Regions from separate parts of the Homo sapiens genome. Here region 2 is linked to region 1. Evidence: chromatin loops called from intact Hi-C (ENCODE). Cell type or tissue: endothelial cell of umbilical vein. All regions are shown on one strand. Each heading gives the region's core, and the rest is flanking DNA. Links, peaks and the distances in the headings are about the cores only. Region 1 overlaps SLC12A2-DT (SLC12A2 divergent transcript). Region 2 overlaps CCDC192 (coiled-coil domain containing 192).

Region 1 (5,388 bases), core at 323-5,322:
TACTGTACATATTAGCAATGCTCCCATATGGCTCTGGATGCTGGGCTTCTGTTACTGATGCTGCATACAACTTGTCTTTTAATGATAATGCAGTCCTATTGCATTAAGACTCAAGACTCTCTTTGAAAGTCAAGAGTCTCTTTGAAAATGCTTATTGATGCGAATGCCTTCATTTTTCTTGAAGAAACACATGCAAGAAAAGAAGCATAAGAGGAAAACCTTGAACAAAAACCCTGAGAAAAAATTAATGATTTGTAATCTCTTGTCTTAGTTTTATCCTTACAATAAAGCTTTCCTTTTCCCTTCCTCTGTGCTGTCTTCCAACTTCCTGATACCTTTCACTGCATGCTGAACCTCTGTTTCCATGTGGGCCCTTTGTGGTGCCTCCCCACTATGCACACAAAGGTCCTTTTCAAAAACTCAGGCAATATACTTGTTTGGTACTAACCAGCGGCTTACTAAGTCACCTCACATCCTGGTGCACAGAGCACTATAGATAATTAACATTGTGAATTCTCCGTAAAAATCCAAGCCAACGTACTGTTGGTCAAAGATTTCAAACACAAGAAAATCCTTTGTGTGAACAGGAAACTGATTTGCGTACTTACTGTTAACTAGACAAACAACTTGTAAGTGAATTGCATTTGTGCTCTTGGCAGCCCTGTTTGTATAAAGAGGCTTAGCTAGAAGATTAAAACAAATTCTCTTAAAATATTGCACTGTAAAACCATACACCTGCCCAGAGTTCAAAGACTGTGGTCTGATATGTTGTATAAGCATCAGGAAGCTCTGACATGGGAAACAGTTTATAGTCACATAGCTAGACATCTAAGGCAAATTCCCCTAAGTCCAAGGCAATGTGAAAAGAGAAAGCCAGACTCATCCACTTCCTGAAGAAAGGCCAGGTGGAATGATAGCAAGCCGTACTTAGGAAGCTTCCAAAGTCCTGTGGATGAGGGAAACTGATGACTACTGAAAGGCAGGCAAAACATGAAGCCACTCGGGTATGCAATGACAGAAGACAATTTAGGATTTTGTTAATTCCAGCAATTATTATGATTATGAAAAAAATGCTTCTTCTTAGCCTATATGGTGATTATCCTTTAGTTTCTGTTGAAGATTATGGTCTGAGGGAAATAGTAGGATATAGAAAACATAAGAAGTTTTAGAGAAGCAACAAGGCTGTTCAAGCTTTCACGCAAGCTGAAATTTTCTGGGAAACTACCCACACACCAGATAATATTAATATAACCCAGGTGTGCAGTGGGTGAAGCAGGGAGAGGCCCATTCATCTAGGTGTTAAAAAAATAACTGCTGCTTTTATTACTACCTGTAATTTTCAAATTAATGACCTAATGCTGCACAGGATAAATAGACCACCTCATAGAGGATAGTTGAATTTATTTTTTTAACCCAAAGCAGGAAATGCTCTTGCTGGGCTCTGTCCCTCTCCTGAAGCTGCTCTGGGCACCCTGCCAAGGATTGCTCACCAGGCTCCTATTTTCCTTTTTTGATCTCATCCAATCCGTTTACCTTATGCTCTCACTTTTTTTTTTTCTTATTTCTCTGTATTATATACCTCGTGCATGTTAGGTAATAGAGGCAAACTGCATTTCCTGTCTGCCTGCTTAAAGCAGGGAAAGATTAGCTTGGACAGATGTAAAAAGCACTTGCTAGTTTTGCCTTTAAAGACACAAGGATACATAAAAATCCTTTAAAAGTGAGACTAAACTGCACATCCATAAGCCTCTGGGATGACTGTGTTTCTTTTAGATAAAACAAATGGTTTTGGGGAACTTAAGCTATCCATGTGGATCCTTCCTATGTGGTGTGCAAACAGGTGGGCCACTCATGGGCTCAATGCCAGTGAGTACCCCCACTCCATGGGAATTCATAGAATGCCCAGTGGCAGCCTTCAATCTCTGGTTCCTTGCAGAACAAGGTACCCAATCTCCCGTTAAATTAGGCTCTGTTTCTTTCACTGAAAGAATTATGTCTTTATTATTTACTTTCCAGAGAAACCTGTCTTTACAAAACTCCAAAGTTTAAGCCTCTTAGCATTTTCTCATCAGTTTTAGCAGACATTTCAAACTAACCAGACTCAGAGACACATTCATCATTCCATCTGTCTCTCAAGCTCTCCTTCTCTTCAAATGGCTGTTCTACTTCTGGGTAACTGATTTAATTTTATAAGTCTAGCTACAATCCCCTTAATAAACTTACAGGGATCTAGTTCAGGTAGGTGGAATCATGAAAGCTACATGGAATGCCACCTGTTGGAGTTTGCTTTCATTGTAGAAGAAACTTTGCACCATATGAGCTGCTCTCCAGGAAGCACCCTTTACATCCATCATGTTGCTTACTCTTTCATTTCCTGCTATTTCAGCTGGCAGTGGTGCACCCATGTTCAATTTCTGATTGCACCACTTCCTAGCTGTGTAACATTGAGGAGAGTCCTTTAAGCCTTGGTTTCTGGCTTAGGACCATGCCAAACACAGTATTATCTGGTCTTCCTTTCTGGATTTTCCCTTGGAGCCAGAGGCCATTTCCACTAAACTGAAAAAGACAAAGCATTGCCACGCAACTAACAAAGAATTGATGCCTGTTCCTTGACCCTCCCTTTATAAGATTTCCTATTTCCTGCTGCAGCTGCTGAAATTAGGGATTCACTGACTTCAACAGTTGATATCGACTCATTTTTTATCTTCCTGTGATGCCCACAACACACACACACACACACACACACACACACATATACACACACACACATATATATATATATATAGAAAGAGAGAGAGATTGAGAGAATTACTTAACAAGCAGTGATGAAAACTTAAGACATGTTTGTTGTATGAATGAACCTTACTTAGTGAAAACTTGAAAGGGTAAAACTTTTTAAAAACTAATATGGACATGCCTAGACCCACAAATGTGTTATTTAGCAAAGCACTTTGAAACACCAAAGTAGCACACCACAATTACCAGCTAACTTCACCGAAAAGATTTAGGGTTTTGAACAGGAATGTTCCATAGACCATTCTGTTCAACACTGTTCAATAATGAATCCAGAGAGTCCTGATTTTTCAAGTTGAAGAAAGGCCAACTTGTCTTGTCTGTGACACTTATCAGGTGTTTCCTGAATGTCATGTGCCAAAGTCTATTTTTATGCAGGCCCAGAAGTCTTTTGTTGCTACAGCAAAGAATCTAGACCAAAATCCCAGATACAAAATGATTTAGAAAACACTAAAAGTATAAAAACTGAGAGTAGCTGTCTCATATGGTCATGGTGAAGATTAAATGAGATCATATGTTATATACTCAGCAGAGAGCCTAGTAAGCACTCAGCAAATGTTAATAACCATTGTTATTTTTATCAAAGTGTAAAATAGCATTTTGAAATTTCACAGAGACTGCAACTAAGCTAAAATATGCAACTCTGCTTATAAATATGTACTAATGACAAGTGCTGTCTTTTAATATCCTATGATCATAAAACATCTGTCTTGGTAGGGATCCCTTGAAATAGGTCCTGAGTCAGGGAATTGGGTGCCTATGAATTACTGAGAGAGTCCTCATCAGGAAAAACCTGTAAAGGGGAGACGAAAGTAAGACTAGAGAGGGATAAAAGAGCAAGGATGTGGTCTCAGACAAAACCTAGCCTTGCCTTGATCCATAGGAAGGCTCTGGGGCTTAAATCATACAGCGTTGTTGCCTATTGAGGATCAGCCTTTTATACTCCCACATCCATGAGCCATTTGCTGTGAGCTGCACCTCCTTCCTCCCACATGAAAGATGAGGGCATAATCTCTAGGGCAAGGCAGTCCCCTTCAGCACAGGGTAATTCTTCAAAAGTGGAGAGGTGTGTTTGTTAGCTTGGGCTGCCATAGCAAAATAGCACAGACTGGGTGGCTCTATTTCCTCATGGTTCTGAGAATAGAAGTCTCAGATCAAGGTCCAGCACAGGTGGTTTCTTATGAGGGCCCGATTCCTGGCTTGCAGGTTGCTGCCTTCTTGCTGTATCCTCACATGGCAGAGAGAGAAAGAAAAAAAATTCTCTTTCTCGCAGTATAAAGTCACAGCCTTATTGAGTTAGGACCCGACCTCTATGATCTCATTTAACCTTAATTACCTCCTGAAAACTCTATATCCAGATATGGTAACTTTGGGGATTAGGGATTCACCATACGAACTTTGAGGTGACACAAGTCAGTTCATAGCCAGAGGCATCTGTGACCCTTTGGCAGTCAACACTCATAGCAACTGAGGCATATGTACAAAGGCCAGGTATGATAGATTGTTTGCAAAAAAGATGGCAATTCTTCTTTCTGTATGCATGACCCTTTCAATATGACTTTGCAACTCCCTCACTACTCTTTGTACCTGGACTGGCTTTATGAATTATTTCGACCAATGAAATGCAGAAGTGACATTGTACCACTTCTAATCTTAGAGCTCAAAAGGCTTGCTTCCACTTGCTCTCTTGCAGCTTGGACGCCACCACATGAATAAAGCTGGGTTGTCCTGCTGGATAAGAGGCATCATCCTGGCCAGTAGCAAGCCAGCCAATGACCAAACACATGAATACAACAGCTAGCCTCCAGTCAATCCTCAAGCTGACCACAGACACATGAGTGAGCCCAGCAGAGATTAGCTAAGCCTGGATGGATCAGCAGAACTACCCAGCTGACTGGTAAATTTGGGAGCAATAATAAATGGCAGCTGTGTTAAACTACTAAGCTTGGGGCATGGAAGGGGCCTGTTAAACAGCAATAAATAACTGATACATACACTAAAGTGAACCTGGACAGAAAAATGGAGTTAATACAGGTCACCAAGCATCTTAAAGAAATAATTCATGAAATTCCTATGTTTTTCTCAGGGGAGCTTCTTTAATGAGTAGCTAATTCTATGACTTTTTAAAATAATATAAAAACTTAATCTGTCATCGGCAGACATACTCTTCTCAGTAAATATTGAATCAAATTCCTAGAGTCTAGTTCAATTACTGTCTAGCCTCAAGGATACATATCTAGATTTAAAACCAATCTTGGTCTAAGGACATTGATCTCACCTCAGCTTTCTTTCTATACCGCAGTCCACAGGAGGTATAGAAGCAAAACACGGTACTTAGAAAAAGAATTTTGGGGCTTATGAACTGGCTTTTCCATTTTGTATTTGTATAATTTGGCAAAGAACCTGTCTGAATCAATTTCCTCATGTGCCAAATGAGGATAATATTCTATAACTACAAGAAAATTATCAAGAGGCTCAAATGAAATACCAGTGTAAAAGTCTAGATAAGGTGAGAAATGTTACACAACCATGAGTGAATTTGAGGGGACCTAATCTGTATATCCTTGGAGACTCTGGGATGAAAAGATAACCAGG
Region 2 (5,388 bases), core at 178-5,177, 88 kb before region 1:
CTTCTGATCCATTCTTTGTCACTTTAGATGACTCAACAGAATGGTCACAATAACAAGAATCAATTCTGGATACTCCAAGGAAAGATACTAAAGGGAAAGAACAATACCTGGCTCAGAGTGCCCTTAGCTGGGTTCATCAAATCTTTCCTTTATTTCCTAGGGTCTCTAAAGATATCTTGGCAACTCATGCAATAAATGCCATCACACTTCACCAGCACACTTCAATGCTAAATTTTTGTAACCAAGCTGTCACATTGCCTTTCTAGGTTACCTTTAAGTAACTTAAAACAAAAACAAAAACAAAAAAACTAATGGTGCTATTGCTTAGTGCAGACTGAAGTTGTCATTGGAAAGAAAAATCAACATCTGGAAATAAAAAGACCTTGGTTCAAGTCCATTTAGCTGTCTACTCACTATACAACAAGGATTAGGTCCAGCTGAACTCTGGCAGCTCAACTTTCTTGTCTACATAGAGAGATACTAACACGGATGACAGGTTTCATCAATGGGCAGTGGCTGCTGAAAGTGCGACTAAACGATTGTGAATCCAGGGGTGCAACACAGGGTTAAAAAATCCCCAAATCAAAGGCCTGCCATGAACTGAAAAAGAACATACATGACACATATTTGACATCCCTAGACTTTATAATATTCTCCTGAGGGTATATAAATACGAAACATGTAAAATTGACTTTTAAAGACAAGTTGTATCCAAATTCTATCACTATTTATAAGTTTCATTACTATTATTGATTGGCTATTAGAAGAGAAATGCAAGGAAGAACCTATGTATACCTTCTGTATTCAAACCAAATTCTCTTTTATGTCTTCAATAGCGAGCATTTTGCTAGTGGGCCACTGAAGACAAAACCCCTTTGTTATACAGGCTCTCTAAGTGAAGGAGGCTGGGATGGACAGAGTAAATTTCAGACAAAGTGGGAGGAAGCTCTGCCCTGGCAGGCCCAAGAGAGAGCTGCCGTGAGGAGCAAGAGGCAGTGCCTTGGAGTGCTCCTCACATCATTACACGCAGGCAGCCACTGACTTTGCCTAGGCACCGGGCCAGCTCTGGCAGGAGATTGAATCAAGGCTATTTGCATGTCTGTTTTCAGAACATTAAGTTTTGTCTACCCATCCAAAGTGAGGAGATCAATGTAATCATGCAGAAAACTTAATTTCTAAAAAAAGAAGAAGAAATGAAACATCTTGCTTTCAATTAAGTATGAATTTTATTTTCTGTAAAGTATGATAACTCCCATTTTATTTTCTGTAACGTTTCAATTCTTCACTAAAACACTAAAGTATACTTAGAGAAAGTGCTTAGAAAAGATACTTTAGTGTTTTAGTGAAGAGTTGAAAATTTCTCTTATGTGTTTTAAGAGTAATGACAAAACCAGAAAGACATAACTACTACACGGCATAGTGTCGGGTAATGTCATTTCTATGTTATGTCCTTGGATCCCCACAGTAGTCCTATGACATGAATCTAAGGCTTAGAAATGTCATGTGCCAGGCAATTGGGTAATTGCCACGGTTTAAAGTATGTGGAAATACCCAGAAATTTTAAACAGTGCTGGCAACTTTGTGTTGACGCTCTTCTATGAATAGCTCCCTGGTTATTTCTAATTCTCATTAACTTGGAATAATGCAAGCCATTCAGCAATATGATACGAATAGATATTTCCTTTTCAAAACATTGCACAAATACATGATTTCCTCCCTCTTTCCACCCGGTAGGAGAAGTAGGAAAAGAGCACGGTAATAGGAATTTACCTCCAAGCTATAAAGCCTTCCTATCCTTTCAGTAATCACCAAAGAGAGTTCCTAGTTACTAAGGAGACCATAATAGACTGCATTAGATTCAAGTATGACATTTGGGTTGCCTGGCTAGTGAACGCCAAACAGCAAGGAAAATATTATTGTTGCTGAAATCATTTGATGTCTATGACTAATAAAAAACATGTTGGCAAATTGAATTGTTTGAAATGCCCAAAGGGCTTGGTTAAAGCTATGAATTAATAGCAAAGAGCAGTTCTTTCTGGAGAAAAGAAAAAAAAAGATGAAGATGTTGAACTATTTTTAAATGTATCTGAGTAATCAAAAGGTCTCAACAGAAATGTTAGACAGCCAATCTAAGTCTTTTATCCAATTTTTAATTTAAATTTCATTTTCTCCTCCCTTATAGCTAAATAATAAAGTGATATTTTGGTTCACATTATCCTTGAATTCTAAGGGACGCACAGGCTTTGTTAACCTTCTTATCTAGCTTCTCACAAATACCAGAATTATCTTTAAAGTATACCAACTGTACCAACCCTGGAGGCTTTGAGGGCTGAGATGTCCATTTACTCATGTGCTGTGCCCCTCGGGGAGCTGGAGAAAGCCAGAAGTGGAAAGAGTTGAGGGAAGCCCAACTTCCAGTGACCTCTCAACCCAAGTCCCACAGGTCACCAAGGGCCTGCCTGAAGATGTCCATCCAGTCCCTGCTTGATCTTTCCCAGAGCAGGAGGTCTTTGCCAGGATGCATCCTATCCTGTTCTGGATGCAGCTCTGATTGTGTGGAGGGCTCTTTCTCATGTTGTGCCAACATCTGCCTCCTCATGGTTTCTACCCATTGTTCTTCATGTTATCTTGAGAACAACATTGTTTGACTCAGCTTCCTCTCCTTTTGAATAGTCCCTTAGGTAACTAAAGTCAACTGCATGACTGCCCTGTATGCTGTAATGTCTTCTCCAAACTAAATAGTCTCAATTTCTTTCTCAGATTATAAGGTAAATATACAAATATATAATAGTAAGAAGAGACAGAACATATAATCACCATAAAAGACAGACAGCAAAGTGGTCTGGTAATTGAATATTTTTTTAAAAAGAGTTAAAATTTGTACCTAGAAAGGTGAAATTCTTAACTGATATTGAGAACCCCTGTGTCTGTCCACTGAGTTCCTGCATTCTATCCATCAAATTATTCCATCAAAATGAAAATGTAGCTTGGTAAGACTTTTTCTTAGTGACAGACACCATGCCAGCTCCTAGTGACTGTTCATTAATTCTCACCTCACTGCATTTATTTTTTCTTGTGTTTATTTACTGTCAATGCATACTTTGAGAAAAGTTTCTGGAAAAATACATATCTGCATATGAATAGTTGTGACATGATTTGAGAATTTGAATACCATTTATTAAGAATTAAGGGAGGGGCAATGTAAGGAAGATAAATCTTCAGTTCTTTCTCCCCCTAATATCTTATAATGAAAAATTGCAAACATACAAAAAAGTTGAAATAATTATATAGTAAACACCCATATAACTCAAAAACTAGATTCTATAGTGAATATTTTACTATCTTCGGTTTAACACGTATCTATTGTTTCTCTATCAAACTGTCTTATTTATGCATTTCAGTGCAACTTGCTCTCATCAGCACACCTAGTCCTTAACATTTCAGCACACATATTATTGTTAGTTCTTTTTGGACACTTTCTAGCACTCCCTTCACAATCTCTCTTGCCTCATTTTCCCTCATTCTCTCCACTTTCTCAATTTTCATTTCTGTGCCCTTCCTCCTACTCTATATCTCCAAAGTTCTAAATTGTAAAAAGAAAGTGTAGAAATTTGAGCATGGAACAGTATTGAAGTGGAAAAGGTCAATGGTTACCATCCAGGACCTCACAAGGTGCTGTCACCACAGGCCTGGGATAGATGAGATCCTCATGAACAAGTTGATCCAAACCAACTCACCAGAGACAGAGGTATATATTAAAATGCCAACTTAATAATTGAAAAACACAGCTGTCCAGCTGTCAAATACCCAGACATATTTCTTGGTCAGCTTGGTCTCTCCTGAATTAATCTACATGACAGGCCAAATTATGAAGGCTTTCAGTGAATGGAGGCTCAGAAGAAGGGAATTCATTAGAAGGTCTTCATGACTTGGAGGCAGAGACTATCAGCCTTCATGTTTCAACAGCTGGCCAGCATCGTGTCTGACACCCAGAGGATGCATTCTAATAATTAGTGCCACCTCTTTACAAGTACTGCCATGAAAACCAGGCCTCTGTGTTGTGGCTCACGGTACCTCTCACCTGGATTGTGCTGGCTGAACCCTGCCTAATTCTACCCTCTAACTCCCCTTAAAGAAGTTCCATGACTACCATTCTCCTTCGAGTAACACATTTCTTTTAGCCATGTTCATGCCATTAACTAAGCTTTAGTGAAGTGCTGATCTTCCTGTTTGGGGTCTAGAAGATAACCTGATCTGGGTGACCTCCCAAAGGTTTAGATCTCATAAATCATCCAGATGATGTATGTAGTTGTACTGGCAACAAAGCAAAAAGTGAAATGAGGGGTCTTTGAAATGAGAGGCCTGTTTCTATTTAAGACCATTTTTGATAAATTGATTTTACTGGTGTTACTCTCAAAGAGGAGAGTGGTTCCCTACTGCCTGAGTATAGTGCCTTCAGAGGCCAGGGAAGAATATGATCTTACCTAGTGAGCAAAAACCATCCCTTCCCTATCTCAAGATTTATGTCTGATAAGAAATGTTAGTAGATTATTTTCCCGGCTTCCTAATTACCAGCCCACAAAGACTTGGCAAGGTGAGCTCTTCAGTGGAAAGGTAGCTATACAAAAGCAACACGAAAGCGCAAATGCAACACCTTTCACAACAGACAGCTTCTCCAAAGTTGCAGATAAATCCAATTTTAATGAATCAAATCTACTCTGAAACCCTAAAAGGAACTTTCGAGTCATGAAGTCTCGAGGTGAATCCTTTGATTATGTAACAAGTTCCTAATGCAGTTCTCCCAAAGATTTCGATCTCATAAATCAAATTATTTTAGAGTAAGGCATTCCTGTTCATTACTGCTTAAAAACCATTCTTATGCTTGACGCTTTCTTACCCTTGACACTTTCCCTGTATGGATCCCATACTAAATATCAGAAAACACCAGCGTTTGGTGGTCGTATCACACTTTAGAGTGTATTTGAAAGCAAACCATTATGGTGTTGAGGGGGAAATGACTTAGAATCAAGGCTCTATTTCATATGAGTCTACTTACAGATGGGAAAAAAAATCTGATACTAGTAGGCATTAGTACCTCGGTGGCAAATGCCAACTGGCAAGTAGAGTTCTTCTAACTGCCTCTATTATAAGCAACAGGGTTCTGACCCAGGTAAAAACTCTTCAACAGTGTAAAAGATACTATGATGAAGAGAGTGGGCTTTTTTTTGTTGAGGGTTCAAACACTCTGACAGGAGCACATACACTGTTTCACAAACCTCAAACAGGACTCAATCTAGATAAACAGGGAGTGTTTCATCTAAGCAGGCTTCAAAGGCAGTGTTTGTTCAGACATCATTCATTCCTTTTATTTCTTTGATGCGTCTGTCC

What was found. A loop is a pair of places that touch in the nucleus more often than their neighbours do. Peaks named below come from ENCODE experiments on the same cell type or tissue, not always from the same donor. Only the 100,000 strongest peaks of a DNase experiment are listed, where the experiment ranks them.
Region 2: it touches region 1 in a loop (5-fold over the local background); 8 of 110 quality-filtered maps call a loop at or near these places.

What each region holds. Positions count from the first base shown.
Region 1 is chr5:127,958,079-127,963,466 of GRCh38, forward strand. All of the region lies in intron 2 of SLC12A2-DT (SLC12A2 divergent transcript), which reads right to left. Among named protein-coding and RNA genes, the nearest start is that of SLC12A2-DT, 120 kb to the right of the region's middle. In endothelial cell of umbilical vein, for the core only: no CTCF peak of the experiment used is centred there; DNase peaks (open chromatin) are centred at 1,493, 2,483 and 3,063; H3K27ac peaks cover 3,333 bases.
Region 2 is chr5:127,870,114-127,875,501 of GRCh38, forward strand. The region is part of intron 5 of CCDC192 (coiled-coil domain containing 192); the gene reads left to right. Among named protein-coding and RNA genes, the nearest start is that of CCDC192, 170 kb to the left of the region's middle. In endothelial cell of umbilical vein, for the core only: no CTCF peak of the experiment used is centred there; DNase peaks (open chromatin) are centred at 1,058, 1,818 and 2,608; H3K27ac peaks cover 2,464 bases.